3 separate regions of the Homo sapiens genome follow, and regions 2 and 3 are each linked to region 1. A link is a contact called in ENCODE Hi-C or POLR2A ChIA-PET data. All regions are on one chromosome and are shown on one strand. Each heading gives the region's core, a stretch centred on a gene start or an enhancer-like site at or near the end of the contact. The rest is flanking DNA. Distances are from core to core; before and after follow the strand shown.

Region 1 (3,214 bases), core at 383-2,882:
AGCACAGTGATGACCTGAGAGGAAGGTGCCACTAAGAACCCCTGGGACCAGTCTTCTATCTCTTCCATCAGACATCCACTACTACCTCCCCAAAAAGGCTCAGGGTTATTTCATAAACACCAGTAGCCTCCCATGTATTTAACTTAGCACAAATAAGAGAACCAATATGTAAGGGATTTTTTTTGCTCTTAAGAACCAACCATTCCTCTTACCCCAGCCTTTACAGACCTGGAAAACCATCCCTGATTTGCCCCCAGCCTCATCCCCCACTACAACTTAAACAAACCTTCCTCTCCAGCCTTGCTTCCAGCCCCAAAATACATTTTTAAAGTTCTGATGCCAAGACCACCCCATCAAGTCTAGTATAATCCTTCTGATCATCTAAGTACCCTCCTCCAGGAGACCTCCAAGATCCCTCTGGGCAAAATGATCTCTTCCTCCAATTCCAGGGCTCTTTCCCAGTGTGCTCACTCCATCCTCACTCATAAAAGCATCTGGTTCCATTCCACAGCTGGGCACACCTTATCTTCTCAAGAGACAATGTAAGCTCTTTTTAAAACAGGGGCTGCATTTTACACACCTCACATACCTCCTGCAGGTCCCCGAACATCCAAACACTCCAAATTTGTCTCTGTCTCCAAATCCTACAAAACCAAATTCTCTCTACCCAGCTCAGCTCAGCATCCCTGGGGCCCCGATCTACCTCATCTGCCTCCTCTGCTCTAGAGTAAAAGCAACACCAGTCACCCCCACTCTGCCGCCCACTGTAGCCGAATCCAAGTGGCACTCTCAGCCCATGCTCTTATCAGTGCACTGGGGGCAGGCCTACCATCTACCAAGCACCAGAAATGCCCCTCCGAGCTTTGTGCAGCCCCCTTGCCAGGCAGACAGCCTCCAGGGCCAGGTTCGGCACGGGAAGCTAGAACACGGGGCTGACTGCACAGCCTGGGGCAGACACACCTCAGCTTCCACACCCACCTGACAAGGCTGCCCAGAGGATGGAGGGAAGTCAGTGTTTCACCCACTGCCCTAATGGGAAGACAGTGTTTCTCACCCACTGCTCAAGCCTGGAAGCAAAAGGTCCCAATGTTCCTACTCGATGACCCGCCCTGTCATGCCCTGTCCAGATATCTAACCCTCACCTTTCTCTGTCCATCAAGCAGTAAGAATTCATAGCAGCCAGCACATATGACCCTGAGGGCAACGTTCTAACAAAGCCAAAGAAAAGGTGGCACACTGGCCTTCAATTCAAAGCCCAGGGTGGCAAGAAAAGGGTCACTAGTTCCCTGAAAATAACTGGCATGCAAAATTCAAACAGGTAATTGGGGTGGAGTTCATGGAAAAGGGAAGAGAAAACCTCACATGGGTTTGTATACCCTTCATTTAAGCACACTGTCTTCAGGCAGCAGAGGTTTCAAGGTGCATGCTAAACACCCTTGCGCAGGTTTCAGAGAGCAGATAAAAGGGGCTAACCAGGCTCTCAGGAAGCCCAATCCGCACACGCACGGAGCCGAGCCAGTGGAAACCATAAGCCTGTCTCATCTGTCTCTAAACTGCTCACAGGATGAACAGGAAGGCTTGATCGATACTGATTTTACAGTCATAGGAGTGACTCATCACGAAATTCTACCCAGCTTAAAGCTCAGCTGTGAACAGAAACAAAACAACATAATGGCAGGGTCAGATTTAAAATAGTAAGTATGACTGGTAAACAGTTAATGCTCATAAACAATTAACAATCACCTTCCCAGCCTCCTGGATTTGCTGGGAGAGGAAAAAGTACTACTGAGGGCTCTGAAGCGGGCTGCAGCAGTAAGTCTGTCTTCTGTGGCAGCCCCTTCCAACTCACTGATGCTGGTGTCAGCTTTACAAAACAGACCCTGGAGGGTCACGAGGAGCTGCTTTTAATAGAATTCCACACATCTGATGGGTACGTGCTCACTGAGGAGGGGAGAGAGGAGGAATGTACTTACATGGAACAGAGTTTTCAGAGAGTGAAATTTAAGCTCTCCTGGAGTATAACTTCCTCTATGTAGCTCCTGCAGAGTTTAAAATAAGCAACTTATCTGTCCTAAAATGAGAGAAATGGGGTCATATAAAATTTCTCAATAATTGAGTTCCTCTCAAACTGCATTCACTTTAAGGAAAGCACTGGGGTGCTCAGAAGGTGCACTACACATTTCAGGCATTTGGTTACAGAGGCGAATGTGCTCAGCGCCATCCTGAAGACATGTACTTTCAAGTACTGGATTCCATGTAAATTTTAATGATCTGTAACCAACTCTCAGACCTGGCCAAGAACTTCCATAGAGAATCCTGGTCTGGAGATCCCTTCACTATGGCACACTGCTCCACTGTTCTGAACTGCATGACTGTGTCCCCTCCAATTCATATACTGAAGCCCCAACCCCCAGATACCTTCAGTGGTATCTGAAGGTGGGGCCTTAGGGAGGTAATCAGGTTTAGATGAGGTCCTGAGGGTAGAGCCCCCATAATGGCAACAATGCCCTTACATAAAGAGGAAGAGACCAGAGCCCCTTGCTCTCTCCACCCTGTGAGGACACATGACATTTGTCATCTGCAAGCCAAGAAATGGACCCTTAACAGAAACCAAATTTGGTCGGCACCTTGATCTCAGACTTCCAGCCTCCAGAACTGTGAGAAACATAAGTCTGTGGTTTTAGCCCTCAGTCTATAGTAACCTGTCACAGCAGTCTGAGCTAAGACATCCATACAGCCCCGTAAGAGAACCAACCCAGGGACGAGCAACACCTCTCATCATCTGACACCACCTCCTGCCTGACGACCAGGCAAAACAAGCACATACACAAACAAGCAAAAGGGGAGGATGAGAGTGGTCATTCGGGTTTGCTTTGGAGGTCCAGAGAAAATGCAAGTCCAACTTCCAGGCACAGACCAGTTGCCCGCAGCAGGCTTCCTCCCATTGGTCTCAGACCAAGGTGAGCCACTCCCCCGGGCGGGACAGAGAAAGCTCCTCTGGAAGCCAGACAAGCTCGGCCACCTCGAAGTCTTCTTTGGAATCCAGCAGGTCCAGGCCTGAGCCCTGGCGCCTGGTTAAACCAAAGGATGACAACCAAGCAGAAAAAAATAGCCCCAGAGAGTATCTGCTGGAGAGGCAGACAGGCGGACCTGGCCTTCGACACACAGCATGCGTGCCATGGTCTCTAGCAGCGCGTCCCTCCAAGCTTCCTGG
Region 2 (3,423 bases), core at 381-2,880, 280 kb before region 1:
TCTCACTTCACTCTTGGCCCTGATGTCCTGAACTGGACAGGCTGTGACCTGTGTGCGATGTCAGCAGGCCACGAGGCACCCGCACATTCCCACACGCTGCCGGGAATCAGCACGGCCCCAGCCCGGTGCCGACGCTCACCGGATTCCCAGAGGACCTGCGGGGCTGAATGTGTCTCTCCCTCCTGGCAGCCCTCAACAGTAAGGGTCGTCTTAGGAACCACGCCTCAGCCAGGAGCGGCTGTGGACATGGGGCCTGTGTGCCTCAGTGAGCTTACTGGGGCTAACTGAGCAGGAGCGCCCTTCCTGTCTGTCTGGGTCCCACTCAAGCACTCGATTCCCGCAGAACCAAACCAGGATTCCAGCGATGGGAAAAACTGTACTGGAAAACTACAAAAAACATCAGATTTCACTAAGTTTGTTTCAGACTCATCTATGAGTTGATAATGCTCCAGGCTAAAGTTCAGATTCCCTCCTGAATCCTGTAGACCAAAGACGTCTCTGGCAACAGTCTGGACACGTGGAGCTGTGGAAGTGTTAGCAGCAGAACAAATGGCTTCCTGGCCCAAGTCTTCCACGGCTGCGTTCACACCTCTGCCCTGGCCCTTATCCCGCAGCAGCCGGGACCTTTTACGTCACTACGTTTCCTGAAAGCCAGGGCCACTCCTGGCTCATCTGTGTGACCTCAGGGTCAGCACGCACCCAGAGGAGCTCAACAGTATCTGTGGCATAAATACCGAGATCTGGGCTGAAATAAGGCTGAGGACGGGCTTTGTCATCAATCTAAAGTACAGACCCAGCAGGGAACCACAACCCAAATCTGATGTTGTGATACCTGCTAAGTTAATTCACACTGAGTCATGGCGTTGAGACTCAGACCTCGACACCTTGTGGCTTGGGGACCACGGAGTCCTTCCTCTAAAGCCAGAACACTCGGTGACACTGAGGGGTGAGAATCTGGCTACTTCCTGATGGTGAGCTCCAGTCCACCTGCAGCCACCGAGCTCCTTCAGCCCCTAGTGTCACCAGATGGTGCCTGTTCAGATCTCAGAACCACACAACTCACACACTTTCTCACCTGGGACCCGGCAGAGGTTTCAAGGCAACTCCCAAGGGCTCAGGGACTCTCCTCTCCGGGATAAACGGAGGCCATTCTTTCATGTCTTGTAGCAACAGAACTCCCATGCTAGAACCCTCCTTTCTCAGGTAAGCTCATCAGTAAACTCAGAAGGACAACATGACACTCCCTATGAAACCAAGTTGCCTCCTTTCATTCTACTCTTTTCTTGGAAGGGAGAAAAATTTTCTCAGGAGAAAACATTTTCTTAGAAGGGAGAAAAATTCTCGATGGCAAAGCAGAAATGCCTCCTGAACTAAACATTGAATGTCAGAGTAACCGCTCTGAGTAAATTTCCTTGTCACTCTATGCTGAGAACAGGAAGTGCCCTGCGTTTCCCATGGCAGGGGCTGCGTCCCAGGCAGTTTACATTAATAGTAAAAGCCCAGTCACCTGGAGGTGGACCAAGTAAGAATCCCACAAGTCTCTTGTAGATAAACGTTTACCCGAGTCAAAGAGAAAGCACAGAACAATACCGCTCTCCCTCACCCACCCTAAACCACAGAAGCAGAACTCACACCTGCTTTCATGGGCTGTTTCTAAGCTTGCTAAAATACCACCAGTTCTAGTATTAGCCTAGATTCTAGCACTGTACCTTTATGCAGATTCAGTGGTCATCAGACCTCTTACTCCATGGCTTATATTCAGACTTGAAAGCATGATTTTTCTCATAATGGCTGGCAAGAAAACAGTGGCTGCGCTGCTCAAAGTGTGGAGCAGATGGTCACCTGTGAGGGGCAGTGTGTGTGTGTGTGTGTGTGTGTGTGTTGGTGGGGTACTGGGGGGTAGCCAGGCTCCCGGATCCCCAGTGGTCCTCTCCCCTGTGTCCTGGAGCTCACATCCCCACGTGATTGACTCTCACATGGTGTAACCTGAAGGAGAAGGTGAGAGCCTCAGTGTGACTTCTGAGGTTTGGTCAGAAAGGACGTCGTGCCTTCTGCTCAGGTCCTGGATCTTTTACTCTAGGGCACAGCAGGCAAACTATGTACCTGTGGGTAAAATCTGGCCTGCTGCCTAGTTTTCCAAGGTCTATGAGCTAAGAATGGTTTTCATGTAAATGGCTAAAAGAAATTCAAAATAAGAATATTTTGTGACAACACAGGGATGATGTGGAATTCAAATTCCAGTATTAAAAATAAAGCTGTATTGGAACACAGCCACGCTAGCTTATGTGACGCCCACAGCTGTGTTTGCTCCACAGTGGCAGAGTCCAGTAGTCACAGTCAAGGTCGTATGGGCCCACAGAGCCAAAAACATTTTTTTAGCCGGCCTTTTAGAGAAAGAGTGTGCCGAACTCTGCACTCAGAGAAGCCAGCTACACATCCTGAGACACTTGGGCAGTGCTACGGAGAGGCCCACGTAGAACAGGGCGATTCATGCAGGGCATACTACCTATGCAGCAACACCTTGGAAGTGGGTCTGCCTCCCCCAGGCAAGCCTTCAGATGACTGCAGCCCCGGCGGACAGCTGGGCTGCAACCGCGAGAAGGGCTCCAAGCCAGAGCCAGCCAGCTATGCCGCTCCTGCGTTCCTCGCCTTCAGAAACCTCTGAGAGATAATACATGTTTACTGTTGCTCTTAACTAGTAGGTTTTGGGTAGTTTGTTATACTGCGATAAAAAACTAACACAGAAGGGGAGAAGAAGAATTTCTATACTGGGCAAGAAAAGGTACTAAGTGGTCTTTCGAGTCTCTTCCAAGTTTGGATTGTGGAGTTCTGAAGAGGCCATGCTGGGAAGTTTCCTTGATGAGGGCTCCAGGAAACCCAGTGCCACTGCATCTGTAGGTGCCACCCTCAGAGAAGAGGAGCCTCCCATCACTGGCCCAGGCCCAGGGCACCAGCCGACTTTCTGGTTCTGGCCCTGCCTTGATGGGACAATGGGAGCCCCCACATGTGCTAGCTGTGCAAGGGTGATGCCTTCACTCTGGCTTTCCCTGGTATCCTTCCTGCGCCACCTTTCTGAATTCCACACGAAGTGTCCACTGCCTGGGATACACTTCAGCTGAACCTATGTTCGGAAGCAGCAGCTAATGAGCATGCCGCCCAGCCAACGTACTCCCAGAGCACAGGGGTGTGTATCCAGTCTTCCCCACCCCATGCCCTCCGCTGGCCGGCCATTTACAAGGAGCTTAGGGATTCAGTATTTGTAGCAACACTCAAAGTGCTTTGAAACAAAAATAGCACCTTGATTGTTTGATTAGGGACAATGATTTCTGAGACTATGGAATTCTAAGATGCCCCCCAAGATCGTTGCCCCTGGTGTAAATATCCCATATAATCCCCTCACTTGAGTACGGGTGGGACTTGTGA
Region 3 (3,292 bases), core at 696-3,195, 390 kb before region 1:
TCACCATTTAAGCGGCCGGCAAATACTCCATTATACGGATGTATTCTAAATTAATCAAATCCCCATTGATAAACATTTAGTGTTGCGGTCAAGGGCACAGACTCTGGAGCCTCAGAGCGTGGCATCATTCCTGGCTGTGCAACTCCCCAGCTGGGTGATGGTCAGCAGAAACCTAGCATCTCTGAGAAGTTTCCTCATGTATTAAATGGAGGTGCGGTTGTCCCTCGGTATGCGTGGGGAATTGGTTCCAGGAGCCCCATACCAAAATCCACAGATGCTCAAGTTCCTTATATAAAATGGTGTGATATTTGTATATAACCTGCACACATCCTCCTGTACACTTTAAATCTCTCTGGATTACTTATAATACCCCATACAATGCCAACACTTCATTTCATTCTTGTGGATTCAATGTAGTAGTAATTGGCGCATGGCAAATTCGGGTTTTGCTTTTTGGAACTTGGCGGAATTTTTTTTTCTGGAATATTTTCCATGCATGGTTGGTTGAATCCACAGATATGGAGGGTTGGCTGTATTAATAATACAGTCCCTGGCCAGGCACGGTGGCTCACGCCTGGAATCCCAGCCCTTTGGGAGACCGCGGCGGGTGGATCATGAGGTCAGGAGTTCGAGACCAGCCTGGCCAATATGGCGAAACCCTGTCTCTACTAATAATACAAAAAATTAACCGGGCGTGGTGGCGCACATCTGTAGTCCCAGCTACTCGGGAGGCTGAATCAGGAGAATCGCTTGAACTCGGGAGGCAGAGGTTGCAGTGAGCTGAGATGGCGCCACTGCACTCCAGCCTGGGCGACAGAAAATAAAAATAAAAAATAATACAGTTCCCGCAGCATAGGGATGTTGTGAGTAGCTATTTGTAAAATGTTTAGAACAGTTTCTAGCACTTAGTAAATGCTCAGTTAAGGCCAACTACTGTTACTGTTAAGCAGGACTGTGGCCATCCTCTGTGCTTAGAAGGTCTGTCTTTGTGCACCCTTCCCAGCACCTACTTAGGATAAACACCGAGAAGTGGAATGAAATCGTCAAACAATGCACTTATTTTAAATCCTGATCAATATCATCCAATTGCCCTCCAGAAATGCACCAGCCGCTGGTGGGCAGGAGGACGCTGTGGCCGGCAGGAGGCTGCAGAGGGGACAGCCCCTGCCTCCTAACTGGAGCACCGGGGACCCTCACCAGCCATCCACACCGCCAGCGAGGTTTCCTGACTTGCCTAGCCTTCCGGGTGGCATTTTGGAATATAAAGCAGGAGGAAAATTAGCAGCAAGTCAGATTCTCTCACTTTGATTTCTAGAAGGAAAGCTAGAGTTGAGGCCGTGTTCGAAAATATAGGTCAGATCTCGGTTTCTGTGGTTACCAAACACTGTCAGCCACCAGTGACTCCCTCCCTCGGGGGCGATGCCAGGGTTCCGAGGCTGGGCAGTCGGGCCTGGCCCCCGCCGGGGTCCCCGGTCGGCTGCCCCGCGAGCCTGGAGGGTCTGCACCGGGGCGAGGGCCCGCGGGCACCCCGCCCTTCACTTCTTCTCGGGGGAGGGGCCGGAGGGCTTGGCGGAGCTGCCGACGGGGTCCGGGGTCGCGCCGATCCCGCCTGGCTCCCCGCGCCTGGGGCTGCAGGGTGGGCACGGGCCGGGCCCGCGGGAGGAGGGGGAGGCCGGGCGCCGCGGGAACAATGTGCTCGGTTGTTGCCGACTGTCAGCCTCGTTCCCGGATCCTCCTTTCCACGCCCCTTGGCCTAACTGCCGCGGGCCTGGCGCGCAGAGGGAAGAGCCCCCTTATTTGGTCTTGGAAAGAAAAGGGAAAGGTTATCCTCGGATGCCTGCGGCGTTGGGTCATCAGCCCGCCGCGGCCGGCGCGCACGCGGGAGCAGCTCCGACTCCCGCCGGCAGGGGGCGGCGCCGGGCAGCGCCGGGGAGCGGCCGCTGGAAAACAGGCGCGTAGGTTCCGCCGCGGCCGGCGCGGATCCGCTCTTGAGCGTGGGGAGGGGGTGGGGGTGGGGGTGGGGGCGGAGGGAGGGCGGGGGAGGGGGCGGCGTCACGGGCAGGGAAGAAGAGAGAAAAGAAAAAAACAAAACCTTTTTATGGCCAGTCAAGCTTCCAAAATTGGAAAACCGTTTCAGTTCGAGGCTGTGACTTTGCCATGTCGATTTCATGTGAAGCATCTGGGAGTGCGCGGAGTGGGGGAGAATAGCGGGGGGTGCGGGGTGCGGTAATCAGTGTTAAGATAAGCCGTGCCATTGGGGTGAAAGTTACTAAGATAATTGAAAAGGTACAGTTTGGGGATCGGTGTCGGCTCGGGTACTTTGCTCCCCACCCCCTTCCCTCTCTTCCCCACTCCTCCCTCCGCCCCTGCTTTTCCAGCCTCTCAGGTGAGCCTGGTGATGTGTAGCGGAGTCTCGCTCTGACCCCCAGGCTGGAGTGCGGTGGTGCGATCTCGGCTCACTGCAACCTCCGCCTCCCGGGTTCAACCGATTAGCCTCCCGAGTGGCCGGGACTACAGGCACGCGCCACCACGCCCAGCTCATTTTTGTATTTTTCGTAGAGACGGGGTTTCCCATGTTGGCTAGGATGGTCTCCATCTCTTGACCTCGTGATCCTCCCGCCTAGGCCTCCCAAAGTGCTGGGATTATGTTTCTAGCCACGTGCAGGCTGAGCCTTGCCCAACCTTCTTATTATCCTGGGCAGCTCAAAAAGGCGAAGGTGACCAAGCTGGGATTCGAACCGCGTCCTTCACGCTTCAGCGCCAAGGCTTGTTCCACGGTTAAGAGCACATTACCTCGCCAATGACTCCTCCAAATAAAGCTTGTGTAATATGTGTCATTCTTCTAAAACCTTTAAAAAAGAATCAAAACAGTAACTGGTTTGACTTTTTCAGCAGAAGGAAGCAAAAGGGCGTCAGCACCTGGAGGTGACTCTAGTGGGGAACCTGCGCCCCAGAGGTGGGAAGGAAGCCAGGGGGCATTCGTTTCGCCTCAACTGCCCCAGGGGTTCTTGTCCATCTCCAGAGAGGCTCTTGGGTAGCATCCTGCCATGGTACTTGTTACCGCACAGAGCCTTCCAAAGAGGGGCCTGGCAGGCGGGGAAGCTGTTGCTAACTTCTATTTTCTATTTTAGGCAAGTTGCAAGCAGCCCTTGTGTTTGCCTGCAGGTCTCACACGGTCCTCCGCCCCTTCTCATTGTTCCAGCTGCTTCCTGAGGTGGTTACTAATAATTGTCACTCATAAGACCTGCCTCGGGTTTCTTCATCTGGAAGGAAATTAATTTTCCAAGTCACA

What was found. A loop is a pair of places that touch in the nucleus more often than their neighbours do. ChIA-PET counts read pairs that join two places held with the same protein, here RNA polymerase II (POLR2A). Pooled maps may share reads with other maps.
Region 2: a loop to region 1 is called in a pooled map, with 2.9 times the contacts of the local background. The contact joins two enhancer-like sites. A Hi-C loop is called at or near these places in 2 of 168 maps with a recorded cell type or tissue (aorta and natural killer cell) and 3 of 50 pooled maps. POLR2A ChIA-PET finds 5 or more read pairs at or near these places in 1 of 52 experiments (AG04449).
Region 3: a loop to region 1 is called in a map of heart left ventricle, with 3 times the contacts of the local background. The contact joins two enhancer-like sites. A Hi-C loop is called at or near these places in 18 of 168 maps with a recorded cell type or tissue (A673, chondrocyte, colonic mucosa and 13 more) and 16 of 50 pooled maps. POLR2A ChIA-PET finds 5 or more read pairs at or near these places in 2 of 52 experiments (WTC11 and activated T-cell).

The regions. Positions count from the first base shown.
Region 1 is chr15:98,667,474-98,670,687 of GRCh38, reverse strand. All of the region lies in intron 1 of IGF1R (insulin like growth factor 1 receptor), which reads right to left. Among named protein-coding and RNA genes, the nearest start is that of IRAIN, 18 kb to the right of the region's middle. RefSeq lists enhancers at 681-1,406, 1,057-2,256. Within about 2 kb of position 1,632, at least 6 of the 41 ENCODE cell types and tissues checked have a DNase peak (open chromatin) inside an H3K27ac peak, as active enhancers do; they include heart left ventricle, where a contact is called at or near this core.
Region 2 is chr15:98,950,763-98,954,185 of GRCh38, reverse strand. All of the region lies in intron 20 of IGF1R (insulin like growth factor 1 receptor), which reads right to left. Among named protein-coding and RNA genes, the nearest start is that of PGPEP1L, 55 kb to the left of the region's middle. Within about 2 kb of position 1,630, at least 15 of the 41 ENCODE cell types and tissues checked have a DNase peak (open chromatin) inside an H3K27ac peak, as active enhancers do.
Region 3 is chr15:99,057,709-99,061,000 of GRCh38, reverse strand. No RefSeq gene overlaps it. Among named protein-coding and RNA genes, the nearest start is that of LUNAR1, 45 kb to the right of the region's middle. RefSeq lists silencers at 1,625-1,674, 1,785-1,954 and enhancers at 1,972-2,571, 2,572-3,173. Within about 2 kb of position 1,945, at least 18 of the 41 ENCODE cell types and tissues checked have a DNase peak (open chromatin) inside an H3K27ac peak, as active enhancers do; they include heart left ventricle, where a contact is called at or near this core.